Linked DNA regions of Homo sapiens: region 2 is linked to region 1. Evidence: chromatin contacts called from ENCODE Hi-C or POLR2A ChIA-PET data. All regions are on one chromosome and are shown on one strand. Each heading gives the region's core, a stretch centred on a gene start or an enhancer-like site at or near the end of the contact. The rest is flanking DNA. Distances are from core to core; before and after follow the strand shown. Region 1 has its middle 75 kb from the start of LINC02622. Region 2 has its middle 130 kb from the start of LINC02622.

Region 1 (6,525 bases), core at 2,370-4,869:
TTCCTTGCTGTGTGAGCTTGGGTGAATCACTTTACCTCTTGGAGCCTCAGGTTCCTTCCCAGACAACTGGGGCCAATAATGGCCACTTCCCGATACCGTGAAGATGAAATGAGACTAAATGCCAGCTTGAGAGCCATGGGAGAGACAGGGAAGGGGGGCTTCCATCTCAGGCCATGGTCCTCACCCAGGGGTCCTTGTCCTCTTTGCCCTCCCAGCTCCTTCAGTGTTGAGGGCCTGGGCCCCGGCTGGGCTCAGTGGCTTCCTGAGGGATAGAACAGGGAGCTGGTGGTGCGTTTGGGTTATTTTTCCTGGAAGGAGTTATTTTCTGCTGATCTAGGTCAGCCCAGCCAGAGGGCAGTGTGAGTTGCTGTATTAGTCCATTTTCACACAGCTGTAAAGAATACCTGAGACTGGGTACTTTATAAAGGAAAAAGGTTTAATTAACTCATAGTCTGCATGACTGGGGAGGCCTCAGGAAACTTGCAATCATGGCAGAAGGCAAAGGGGAAGCAAGGCACGTCTTCTCATGGCCCCAGGAGAGAGAACAGTGAGGGGAAACGCCAAAAACTTTTAAAACATCGGATCTCATGAGCACTCACTCACCATCACAAGAACAGCATGGGGGAAACCGTCCCCATTATCCAATCACCTCCCACAAGGTCCCTCCCTCCACACTTGGGGATTACAGTTCCAGATGAGATTTGGCTGGAGACAAACCATATCAATTGCCTTTCAGTCTAGCTGCAAAAAAGCAGGTGGCCCAACTTGTTGCAGGGTGAAGAACCCAAGAAACCAACCTGGGTTTGCGGCTGGAGAGGGGCTAGCTTAAAACTTTGTATCCTGGCTCCTGGTTGCCCAGAGTGGGGAGGTCTTGATAAGGACCTTGAGATAATGGTCTGGAAGTTGAGAACAGAGCCACTGGGGCTCCTGGCTCCTTGCAGATCCAATCTAAGGGCTGTGGCACCAGGCTGCGTGCTCTGGATGAGTCCCTTCCCCTCTCTGGGCCTTAGACGTGATTGTTGTCATGGTGAGAACTGGGGAGGGTGTGGGAGGATGGAGATGTGCACATAGCAGGTCCTCAGGAACTCAGCTGATGATGAAGCTGCCCCAGCTCGGGGTGAAGGCTGCGGTGCCCTGTTTCCTTGACCTTAGCCATGGGCAGGTGGGCCAGTACCTCAGGTCACTGTCAGGGACTCTGGGAGATCCTGGCCCTGCCTCATCCTGGCACTGAGGCCTGCAGTGATTTCCTCACTCATTCTTACAAAAGATCTCCAGAGGTCTCAGGACTGCACTAGCTCATGGTGACTTTGTTTTTATCTGTCATTGTCTTCTGAGTGATTCCTTTGCCCCATCCTATGTTCCCCCAGTTAGAGTGTGAGCTCCCTGGGTCAAGAGGGGAAACAGAGGCTGGGTGTCCTGTCCCCCAAGTCCCAGTCCCAACCTCTCCCCTCGGCAGCTGTGTGATATGAGTAAGCTGATTAACCTCTCTGAGTCTCAGTTCTAGCCACAAGATGGGGATAAGGCCTGCTTTGCCTTCTTCTCTGGGCTCAAGTACACTAAAGAGAACTGAGACCAACCTTACCTGGAGCCCCTCAGCTGGGCCCAGTTCGGGAAACAGGTGAGCTGGGTGCAGCTCCCGGCCTCAAGGGACTTGCACTTCTTGCCGGGGAAGATGGAGCCACACTCTCGATGGGGGCTGTGGAGAGCCCTGAGGTTGGGGGAGAGTTTTCTAAGTGGGGGTATCAGGGAAGGCTTCCTGGAAGAACCATGGGCAGGACAGGTGGGCAAGGCCATGGTCAGGTGTGTGCAGGGCTATCAGGGATGCAAACCGGAACCGCAGCATACAGAGTGTGCCAGCACTGGGCCTACACAATGTTACCCCAGACCAGCAAGCAGTCCACAATGCAGCCTTGGCTCCACCCTCCTGGAGTGCACAGTGTGGTGGGGGAGACTGACTCTAATCACAAACTCACCAAGCAATGATAAGCTTTACTGGGGATGGGGGTGGCGTGGGGAGAAGGAAAGTGCTGTTTTTAAGGGAACAGCAATTATCTCCTGAATGTTTCCTATGTGCCAGTCACTTTGTGCACATTACCTTGGTTCATCCTGACTCAGGTGGACATTGTCAGTGTCCCACAGGAAACCGAGGACCAGAGAGATAAAGTAACTTGCCCAAGTTTGCACAGCAGGCAGGCAGCAGAGCTGGGCTTGAACCCAGGCCATCTGGCTCCAGAATATCACCTTACTGTAACCACGGAATGACCCTGCCTCCTCATGTGCCCACCACAGTCTGCCCTCTCTGGTATATCTTGTTCTCTCCCTGCCCCCTCTTCTTACCACCAGGATGCTGCAGCAGAACAGAGTTTGTTCTTGAGCAGTGCAGGGCAGAAGCAGCATGTTTGCAGGTGTTGCTGCAGACCTTTGCTAGATGGCACCTCTCCCTCTCCCCAGACTCCAGGAAGAGCCTCAGCGCCTGGCAGGGAGGGGGAGAGGAGAGTGAAAGGACCAGAAAAAGCACTGAGGATTGGTAGGCCCCCAAGGAGGTACGCCTGTCACTGTTTCCCTTCCTCCCCCACCCCCACCCACTTGGGGACTTTCAGGACAGAGAGAATCTGCATCCGCCCCTCCCCTGTTCACCCTACCTGGTGGGGTCCCCCAAGTTTCCCTGTGCCCAGCATCACATGGGAGCAGAAGAAATGGGAGCAGCATGGGTCGTAGCAGGGGACTCAGGTCAGGCTGGTAATGATGCAGTAGGGGCTGTGGGTGCAGAGATGGGACAGGAACAAGGATGTGCACCTGTGCTAGAAGAGCCGGTTCAAGGATGCCAGGGAGCAGCCAACACTGAGGCGTGGGAGGCTCAGCACACGAAATGCCAGGGAAAGCAGGAGGACCCTGAATGGCTTTCGATTACATTCCTGCCTCCTGGCAGAATGGGCACTTATAGTAGAACTTAAGTTCAGTGACACAAAAATACAGCCACTTTTTTCATGCCCTGATTTCAGCAACTCAGAATCACCATGAAGGAGACTTATGGGGCGCCACGAATCTGACCTCAGTGGGGAAGTCAGGGAAGGCTTCCTGTAAGAAATGATGATTGGCCTGAGTTCTGAAGGAAGAGTAGGAAATAAGAGGGTGGAAAGAATATTATAGACAGGAGGAACAGCATGTGCAAAGGCCCTATGGCAGGCAGAGCTTGATGGGAGAAACAATGAGGTACTTCCTCCTGTTGTGTGCAAACTGCCTGCTTAATCCAGCTGGGAGCCAGGACTGCAGCCAGTACATCTGCTGGTAATTAACATGGGGACCCAGGAGAGTGGGGCTCTCAGAACACCCTATCCTTGGTTTTCATCTGCTCAGACTGTGTTTTTGCCAACTCTGGGACTCCTGACACCTCCACAGACTCTGAATATGAGGAGCAGAGGAGGAGCCCTGGGCGACACCCTTATTGTCGGGCTAGAGAAACCAAGGACAGAGAAGACAAGCATTTGCCAAAGCCCACCAAGTCCACGTGGGAACAACCACTGCAGAGCTGAGGCCCTGCCGTGCAGCAACAAGCCTCCTGCCTTCAGAGAAGAAAACAAGTTCTAGCTGTTCCCCAGCCCTACTCAGGCCTGAGAGGTTTCTAGTAGTCACAGTCAGGAGGATACGATGATGGCTGCCCTGGAGATGGGCCAGTCAGAACTCACAGCCACCCACTTGTGCTGGTTATAACCCCACCACTACCATGGTGACCGCTTCAATAGCCAGGAGGGCTGAAAGGAACAGGCAGCCAAGCTGTGTCTGATACTGGCTGCTCCGTCTGAACCCCCACCTATACCTGGACCCCACAGTCCCTCTGAGGTTATGGAGGGACAGTGAAATGCTCAAGGTCACCAGCAGGCTAGTAGCTCAGGAACCCAGGCCACCAGACTGGCTCCACCTGTGCTGGAAGAGCCAGCCCTTCCTTCTCCACCAGGGCCTCTGCTCTCCTGGCCCCAAGGAGCAGGTGGCCTGTTCAAGGAGAGAGGCATAGATGGGGCGACACAAGCATCAGCCCCCTGGGCTTGCCGGGTAATTATGCATTAGGAGCTAATGTTAATAAAGGCTCCAGGAAAGAGGTTTTAATTCCAGATCTCACCACCAGATTATTGCACATGAGGGAAATATCAGAGCCCCAGACTGTCTCCATCCCTCACCCTCCATCTCCAAGCAATCTGCTGCGTTTATTAATTCTGACAGAATTTTCCCAGGCTGGGGAGGAAAGGAGAGCAGGAGGGAAGTATGGTGGGGGTGGGGAGGTAAAGGGAGAGGTGGGGCATGGCAGTTTGGAGCAGACCTTGGGCCTTCTACTCCCTCCTCAACCCTACCCACCTGCACAGCCCCAAGGCATCCCTGGGGCATGCAGCGCACAGCTCTGCCCAGCCCCAGCTCCATGCTGCTGCCTCCAGAAATGGGACCCCTCCAGCAGCTCTTTTACTATCTGTCCTCCTTGATCCTCTCAACTTCCCCCTCTTTCTCATCCCTTCCTCCTCTAAGAATCACAGTCTGACTTTCCTTCCCACCTGAACCCCACCCCAGTGGCTCCAATTCCTTGAGTTACTTACAGTGATGCTGAGATTCACCTTTTAAGAATTTATTCCCAAAATGAACCAAGTAAAAGAAATATCGGAAAAAATCTAAATATCCGTCAAAGACGTTTATTTTCTAAATTATAGTACAACCATGCACTGGAATACTCTATATGTAATGAAATGGAATAATCTAAAGGTATATTGTTGAGAGAAAAAAACATCAAGGTGCGGAACAGCATGTAAAGTGTACTACCTTTTGGTTAGAAATACACACGCACATGCACACGCACACATACACACACACACACACACATTCATGTGTATGCATAGAATATGACCTAATTCATTATAAAGACCTTGTGCAGACAAAAGGAGATGATGTTTATAAAATACTTGGTACAATGTCTGTTACATAGTAAACTCTCACTTAAAGCTTACTGTTGTTATCATTTGACATCTGACTCCTAAGTTGCTTCCCACTCTACCTTGAAGCCTCTCTGGAAAGGACATTTGCATGAACAACACTTGAGAAGAGGATGGGTTATAAATGAGAGGAAGCCAGCATAGGTTTTGGGGGGCAATAGGAGGTCGTATGCTGGTAAAGCCGCACAGGGGCTCTGACTGCATCCCCAGATGGTGCCCACCACGTCAGGGGCCTCGGGAGGCGACAAAGAAACCCAGACCTACAGCTGGAAGTTTCAGGAAGATGGAACTCAGTGTAGAAGAAGCAAGCACCATTACAGCTAATTTCCTGAGGAAGTGGTGATCTCACCATTACATCAGACATCCCAGCAGAGGTGGGCCACCACTTGGTTAGGCAGCCGGAGAGGAAATAGTTATATAGCATGAAGATGCAGCCAATCTCTGTAACATGGTTCTAAAGGTCTGTGATCATGAGTGCAAGCTCTTAAGGTCTTCAGGAATCCCCCAGGGAGCTTGCGGAAATGCAGATCCCCATACCCCCACTTACAGATACTCTATTTGGCTGGGGTGGGACCCAGAAATCAGAATTTGTAAAAAAAAAAAAAAAAAAAAAAACTACAGTAAGGCAATATGGTATTGGCAAAAATATAGACACATAGAGTAATGGAACAGAATAGAGAGTTTAAAAATAGACCCACATAAATATAGCCAATTGATTTCTAACAAAGGTGTAAAGGTGATTCCATTGAGAAGGGATAGTCTTTTCAACAAATGGTGCTGGAACAACTGAACATCCACACGAGAAAAATGAACTTCAACCTAAACCTCATAGCTTATACAAAAATTAACCCAAAGAGATCATAGATCTAATCTAAAATGTTTAGAAAAATAAAACATAGGAGAAAACATAGGTGATCTAGGAATAGCCAAAGAGCTCTTAGGGATGATGCCCAAAGAAACATCTAGAACAGCAAAAGCTGATAACTTGGATGGCATCAGAATTAAAGAGGCACTGTTAAAAGAATTCAAAGACATACTACAGACTGAGAGAAATCACATATAGTACTTGCCAAAGGATCTATATCCAGAATATATTTAAAAAGCTCTAAAAACTCCACAGTAAGAAAATAAACAGACCAACTAAGAAATGGATAAAAGAATTGAACAGATACATCACTAAAAAGGACATGAGCCTGGCTGTATTAGTCAGGGTTCTCTAGAGGGACAGAACTAATGTGTGTATATATATATATGCATTATATATATAATTATATATAATGCATATATATATTCATTATATATTATATATTAGGTGAATATATATATATGTGTATATATTCACAATCACAAAGTCCCACAATAGGCCATCTGCAGGCCGAGGAGCAAGGAGAGCCAGTACAAGTTCCGAAACTGAAGAACTTGGAGTCCGATGATGGAGGGCAGGAAGCATCCAGCATGGGATAAAGATGTAGGCTAGCAGGCTAAGCCAGTCTCTCTTTTCACATTTTTCTGCCTGCTTCTATTGTAGCCATTCTGGCAGCTGATTAGGTCA
Region 2 (6,525 bases), core at 1,120-3,619, 55 kb after region 1:
ATCCTGCCCCTCATTCAGCCAGGCGGGCAACAATAGGGGTGGAGCTATGGGGCCCTCCCCACCTGCCAGGTCCTGTTCTAAGCATCGGTCCTCGCCCCTGAGAATACTTCCATTTCACAGATGAGTAGACTGAGGCACAAAGTGGTGAAATCACTTGCCTGAGGTGGGCGGCTATAGTGGCAGAGCCGGCAGGCCGTAGCTAGAGTCCGTGCTTATAACCACATCTCTCTCCACCACTGCAAGTGCTCAGAGAAAGGTTTGGCCCTCGGGAGACCACGTGTAAGCAAGACAGAGGTGCATCCAACACTTAGGGCCGGTTCTCCAACACTGAGTCTCCTGAGCCTGGACTGGAATTGAGCTGTCATTGGGCTCATCCTCCTGCCCCAATCCTGGTAAAAGTCCTGGAAGTCCAAAGGGAGCCTTTGGAACAGGGTGACTTTGTCATGTGTCCCCTGCCTCCCTGGGGGAGGTGTGAGAGGGAGGGGAGTTCGATGAGTGGGAATGTGTCAATGTCGCTCCTAGGTGAGGAGATTAAGACCTTCCTGGGAAAGCAGAAACAGTCCAGCTCTGGAAACATGTTCCCCATCACACGGTGACAGCCTGCACCCGACCTGCAGACACTGCTCTACCAGCGCCATCAGCCAGCCCAGAAAGCGCACACACCCACACACGTGTGGGTGATATTAAAGTCATATTTTTGGTTGCTGGGGAGGCGCGGTCGTCACTTCCCCTGCCCCAGGCAACCCGCTGCCAGCTCCCCTTTTACTTCCCCACCCCACCGTGGAGTGCTTGCCGTTTGTATTTATATAGATAAATCGGCCGGGCTAATTAAAGTTCTCTTGCTGGAGAGTGAGGGAATTAATAAAAGAACTTGGAAAGGAGCCAACTGAAAGCTGGGGCGCTCAGAGCTGCAGCCAGGACCCACTGCACAAAGGAGGCCGGAGGATCCAGCAGACATGAGAGCTGCCTGGACCGGCCCGCTCCCACCTTCCTCAGGGAAAGCCAAGGATGTTCAGGGGCCCCAGGAATGAAGATGCAGGCCGCAGACACTCACTGTGTGTCTTGTGCTACAATGCCACATAACATGCATTCTCTTACCTTCAGGAGGTGTGGCTGCAGCTCTGAGTACTTGTGGTGGCAGGGAGAGATGTGATTAGAAGCATGGACTCTAGCTACAGCCTGCCGGCTCTGCCATTGCAGCTATGCCACCTCGGGCAAGTGATCTGAACGCTCTGTGCCTCAGTCTACTCATCTGTAAAAGGGAAGCATTATCGGGTGCAAGGATTGATGTTTAGAACAGGACCTGGTAGGTGGGGAGGGCCCCGTAGCTCTGCCCCTGTTGTTGCCCGCCTGGCTGAATGAGGGGCAGGATTGTGAGGTCCCCATGGAGTGCACTCACTTGTACCATAGGGGGGCCATGGTAGATGGGGATGGAGATTATGATGATGGAAATAAGAAGAGTAACAACAGTATTTCTTATTATAATAGCTGGCACCCGCTTATCACGGGCCAGGCACTGTTCTAAGCACTCTCTCTCTCTCTTTCTCTTCTCACTCAGGGCCGAGGGTGTGAGGAAGAAGGCAGGCCTCTGTCCTCGTGAGGCTCCTTGTCTGGCTGGGGAAACAGGACCCATGTGACAGGAGACCTGGTGAGAAACAGAAACGTTCTTAAGGGGAGACAGTTGCTATCAGTGGGAAAGTCAGAGGAGGGAGACAGTTTGGTGGGCCGGGGTGACCCAGGATGGGTTCCTGGGAGAGGCAGGGGCTTCGCTCAGACCCTTCCTCCTTGCCAGCAAGCCTGCACTGACTTGGGGCCCTCAGGTGAAGGGAGGAAGGAAGGCACAGGGAAGTTCCTTCTAAGAGCCAGGGCCTCTCAGTAGGTGACAGGCTGCCTTTGGAGGGGACACGCTTCTTGTCATGGGAGGCAGGTGAGCGAGGCCTGAGGGAACACAGGTCAGAGATGATGTGGAGGGGATTTCTGAACTGGGTGTGGCAGTAGAGGGGAGACAGAATGGGACCTGTGGGTCCCTTCTTATCCTAGGGGTCTAAGTATCCAACCATGCTCACGGGTGCATGCACACGCGCACACACATACACACAGGATTAAAAAAGAAAGTGGGATAAACACCTTTTGGAGCGATGGCTTCTCGTGGGCCAAAATAATGCAAAATAAAGATTCTGTTTAGTTGTGTTGCATAGGGAAGAGGCCTTGCCATGAGCGAAAATACCTCCTTCTCTGAGCATCCCAGATAACTGGGCAAGAGCAGCTTTCAGGCTGCCAGGTCAGGCCTCCACCCTTCAGACCGGAGACCCAGGGGCCGCAGTGCCAGGATCCTCCCAGCTGGGCTCCCAGCAATACTTTCGGTGCCCACAGCTTCCAGGACAGGCCATTTCCTCCTGCCTAATGAGTCAGCTGCCAATCCCTGCCAGAGGCCTGGGGAATTGCCTGCGAAATAAGTCCCGACTAATCCCTGTAGTTGGGAGTCAGGGATGCGGGCTCTCCAGGACAGAGCAGGCCTGGGGTTGTTGGGATGATGCCCCATCCTGTCTCCTGGCCTCTTTCCCACCACTCAGGCTTCAGTGACTCCTGGTGTCCCTGCTGCCCTCCAGAAAGGCTGCCTGCTGAGCTGTATTCCCCACAACACCTCCCTTTGCACTCCCTAAACCTTTGTCTGCAGAAGGCAGGGAGCCAGTGGGAAGCACTCTACGTGGGGGCAGGGACCCCTGGACAGTGCCTGCCCTGCTGCTGGCTGGCTGTGTGACCTCGGTCATGTCCAGCCCTGTCTACAAGAACTGGGCTCTTCTCTAGGAGCCGCCTTGTAGCTCAGCCCTTTGGGATTCCAAAATCAACTCCCAAAGGGCCAAGAAGGAAAAGCCACCATTGCAGGTCTGCATTTATTTACCCAGAGGAGCCAATTGGCTCAGAAACGTCAGTCCCGTGAAGTCTTGGACTCCAGCTCAGATTTCTCCTAAAGCTCCCAGAAGCTTCCTCAGCCCTACAGAGGGGAGAATGGTGTGGGCCGAGTTCCTGAATCCCCAGGGTTCCCCCAGTCTGTCCTCAACACAGTGAGGCTCCTCACCCCCAGAAGCCCAGTCCTCCAGGAGGGGCACACAGCCCTCCCTGTCAGTCACAGTGTCCCATGTCCTAACCCGCCCTCCCTCCCATCACGTAGGCCTCAGCTCACCCATGCTGTCCCTCACCATCTTCTCAGAAGCAGCCACCCTGCTGCCCACCTCAATGCTATAAGCCTTTTCTTGTGTCTTCATAGCACTTATCTTTATCTGAAACTTCTCTATTTGGTTGTGGTGTTGTGGTCTGTTTCCTCCAATGAGAAGGAAAGCTGCTCATCTGTTCACTGCCACAGCCTCAGCACCTGGCTCCCGAGGAATTTTGTAAATGAGTAGGTAAGTAAATGAGTGGATAGACATATGGAGGAAGCCCCTGAGGAGATGGCCGCCAGCGCAGCCTGCAGAGGCAGGGGTCAGGCCGGCCAGGCAGAGGCCAGGGCACCCCAGGAAACAGCTGGGCCTGTTGGAGCTGGGCCCTGGGCCTGCCACCTCCTGTTTGTCAGCCCCTGCGGGTGACGGCCAGGTCCCCTGAGCCCTAAGAGAATAGGGAAACTGGGTGGGGGCAGTCGGAGGAGGAAGGATGAGCCACATCTAACTTTGGGACAATGAGAAAGCGAAGGCCACAGGAAGAAGCAGAGGAGGACAGGAAAGGTGTGAAGGACCATCACTCATCAGCGGGACGGCTGTCCAGGTGGCTCTCCAGGCGGCGCATCCTTCCCGTTATCTCAGCGCCGTGACGCCAGGAACACCCCTCCCTCCGGGCCAGCCCTATGGCCCCCGCCGCTGGAAACCTCGGAGATTGGGGAGCTCATTTAGTCCTAACCTCCATTGTGTCTGGGCCGGAAGGTGAGGCACAGAGAGGGCCAGGGACTTGCCCAAGGTCACAGAGCAGACGTGGCTCTCCTCACACCCCAGCCCATGGCAGGGATGTGCACATCAACACCCCGACCTCAGCCCACCACCCCTGCTCACTGCCAGCCCCGGCAGAACCCTGCTCAGGCACCAGCCACCTATTTCTAGGCAGCACTTTCTGTCCAGGGCCTGGTGTCTGAGCCACAAAGCCTAAAAATAAAAAAGACAGATTGTCCACTTCGGCTGTAAATACTGCCTAAAAAGACCCAGTGGGGAAAAAAAGAGGAGGAATGAAGGGGAAAAAATCCCAGAGCTGAGCATCCATCACAGGCAGACAGGCACTAGAAGGGAGGGTCTGTGGGCATAGCAAAGGGGCTCTCAGGTCTCCTGTCCCCAGCCCTCCCTCTCAGCTTGCTGAGCAAGCAGGCCCTGGCCACTGCCACCAGCCCCTTGGACTAGATGGAGATAGAGCAGGCCACGTGGGGGAGCTGGGCCAGCTTGGCTGCCCCCAGCTGTGTAACCATCACCAAATGGCAGTCTTTGCTTGGGACTCAGTTTTTTTCACCTGTACAATGGGGTTATTCATTTACTCAGCTTATATTGAGTGTCTACTGTGTGCTGGAGAAGCCATTGGAAACAAGAAGGACAAACCCTCTGTTCTCACGGAACGTATGTCTGTGCATGTGAGAGCAGGGTTACGTCCTCAAGCGGCAGGGAAAAGCCCCTCTAGCCTGGGGGACAGGGCAGGCCTGAAGAACCGGGGCAGAAGCCTCTCAGCAAAGGAAGCCCATAGGCAGGAAGGGACCAGGCATGCTCAGGAGACAGTGAGAAGGAAGGCCTCTGTGTCTGGGACCCCGTGCATGAGCTGGGAAAGAGGGGCTGTTTGTAGAAGCAGCTGGGTCAGATCCAGGAGAGCCACGTAGGCTCCAGGGAGGAGTTGGCCTGTTATTCTAGGTGCCATGGGAAGTCACTGGAGGGTGCTAAGGATGGGAGTGACGTGCCCTGACTCAGGTGTATTGAGGGGGGTTATTCCTACAGTCATGAGGAGAAATGGCAGCGGCCTGGACGGGGGTGAAGGCAGTGACAATGGAGAGGAGAGGATGGTTTGGAGCTATACCTCAGAAATTGAGCCACAGCCTTCTGATGGATGGGATGTGGTGGAGGTGGGGAGAGAGGAACTGAGGATATCCACCAGGTTTGGGCTAAGCAGTAGGGTGGATGGCAGTGCCCGTTACCAAAAGGCGGAGGCTCTTTCCATTGAGAGGTGATGGGTGCGCTGAAAGTTCTGTTTTGACTAGGATGACTTTCAAGGCTGCATGGGGATGCGTCCGTGTGAATACACTGGGCAGGTATTATAGCAATGAATGTGGAGTTAAGTGTCGTGGCTTGAGCTGCAAACCAAGTTTGGAAGCCATCACGGAGGGGGTGGTCTTTAAAACCATGAAACTGTGTGAGCTGATCTGGGAGGAGAGTGGCTGGGATAGAGGAAAAGGATGAAACTGTGTGAGCTGATCCAGGAGGAGTGTGGCTGGGATAGAGGAGAAGGACTCGGACTGGGGCCTGGTGCTTCCCAACACTGAGAGGCTGGGCAGGGGAAAATCCACAAGGATCACCCAGGAGGCAGTGAGGCAGGAGGAGGACCAGAGCAAGAAGCCAAGGAAGACTGCCCAGAAGGAGGGAGTGGTCAACTGAGCAGGACATTGCTGGACATCAGAGATCATGAGGACAGCAGCGGGAGCATTGGGTGGGGCAACCTCCAGTGACTGGAGATCTCGACAAGAACCCACATTCACTGCAGTGAGGGAGGAGAAGGAGGAGCGGGGATTAGGAGCCAGAGATTCCAGAGATGACTGCAGGCGACGTGCTGCTGTCCAGACAGTGGAAGGGGAACCCAGGGCCAGTGGAGAGCTATTGTTAGGAGGAGGAGCAGAGCACCTGCAAAGGCCAAAGAGAATGAGCCAAGGGCAAGAAAGAGACTTGTGGAGCCGGAGAGAGGGCAGCACTGGAGGTGGAGGCTGGGAGGATCAGGGGAGTCACGGAAGGCGGTGAATGGGACGCTGAAGCCGGGAGGGGTGGAGATGAGCATCTTTCTTGGGCTGTCAAGGAGTCCAGGGGTGAAGGTGCTGAACATATTGGGTCCCAGGGACAGCAGGGCCTGAAGGAGGGGATAGACTGTGGCCGCTCCTGCCACACTCAGGATCCAGGCTGCTCTGCTGGGACTCTGGGCCCAGGAGGCCACTAGGATAGTCCTGGGTAGATAGCTGGTTCTCTGGGAGCTGAGGAAGGGGTGGGAGCCAACAGGAATGACAGAGTCTAGGTCAGGGAGGGCAGAGGCAGGACGCCTGGGGCCAGGTGTGCCAGAGTGCCTGGAGCAAAGCCGGACAGCGCCACTTCCTACTGGCGGACCTGTGGGAAGACCACCGAACTCTTCTGAGGCAGCCCTTCAGCCTCACCCAGCTTTACTCTCCATTGCTGGGGCACTGACTCCTGCAGGCTGTGTCTCCCAGGCCCTGGCTCAGCTGCCTTCCAACCATGAGAGGCACAGGGGGAGGCTGAGGGCTGGAGAAAGGGAAGCCCAGGGCTTCTCCCCTCCCTCTCTGCCTTG

Evidence for each region. Hi-C counts contacts between places; a loop is a spot of excess contacts on that map. ChIA-PET counts read pairs that join two places held with the same protein, here RNA polymerase II (POLR2A). Pooled maps may share reads with other maps.
Region 2: a map of Right ventricle myocardium inferior shows a loop between it and region 1 (6-fold over the local background). The contact joins two enhancer-like sites. A Hi-C loop is called at or near these places in 1 of 168 maps with a recorded cell type or tissue (Right ventricle myocardium inferior) and 1 of 50 pooled maps. POLR2A ChIA-PET finds 5 or more read pairs at or near these places in 3 of 52 experiments (RWPE1, activated CD8-positive, alpha-beta memory T cell and activated naive CD4-positive, alpha-beta T cell).

Annotation. Positions count from the first base shown.
Region 1 is chr10:71,010,557-71,017,081 of GRCh38, forward strand. No RefSeq gene overlaps it. Among named protein-coding and RNA genes, the nearest start is that of LINC02622, 75 kb to the left of the region's middle. Within about 2 kb of position 3,620, at least 4 of the 41 ENCODE cell types and tissues checked have a DNase peak (open chromatin) inside an H3K27ac peak, as active enhancers do.
Region 2 is chr10:71,066,607-71,073,131 of GRCh38, forward strand. No RefSeq gene overlaps it. Among named protein-coding and RNA genes, the nearest start is that of LINC02622, 130 kb to the left of the region's middle. Within about 2 kb of position 2,370, at least 7 of the 41 ENCODE cell types and tissues checked have a DNase peak (open chromatin) inside an H3K27ac peak, as active enhancers do.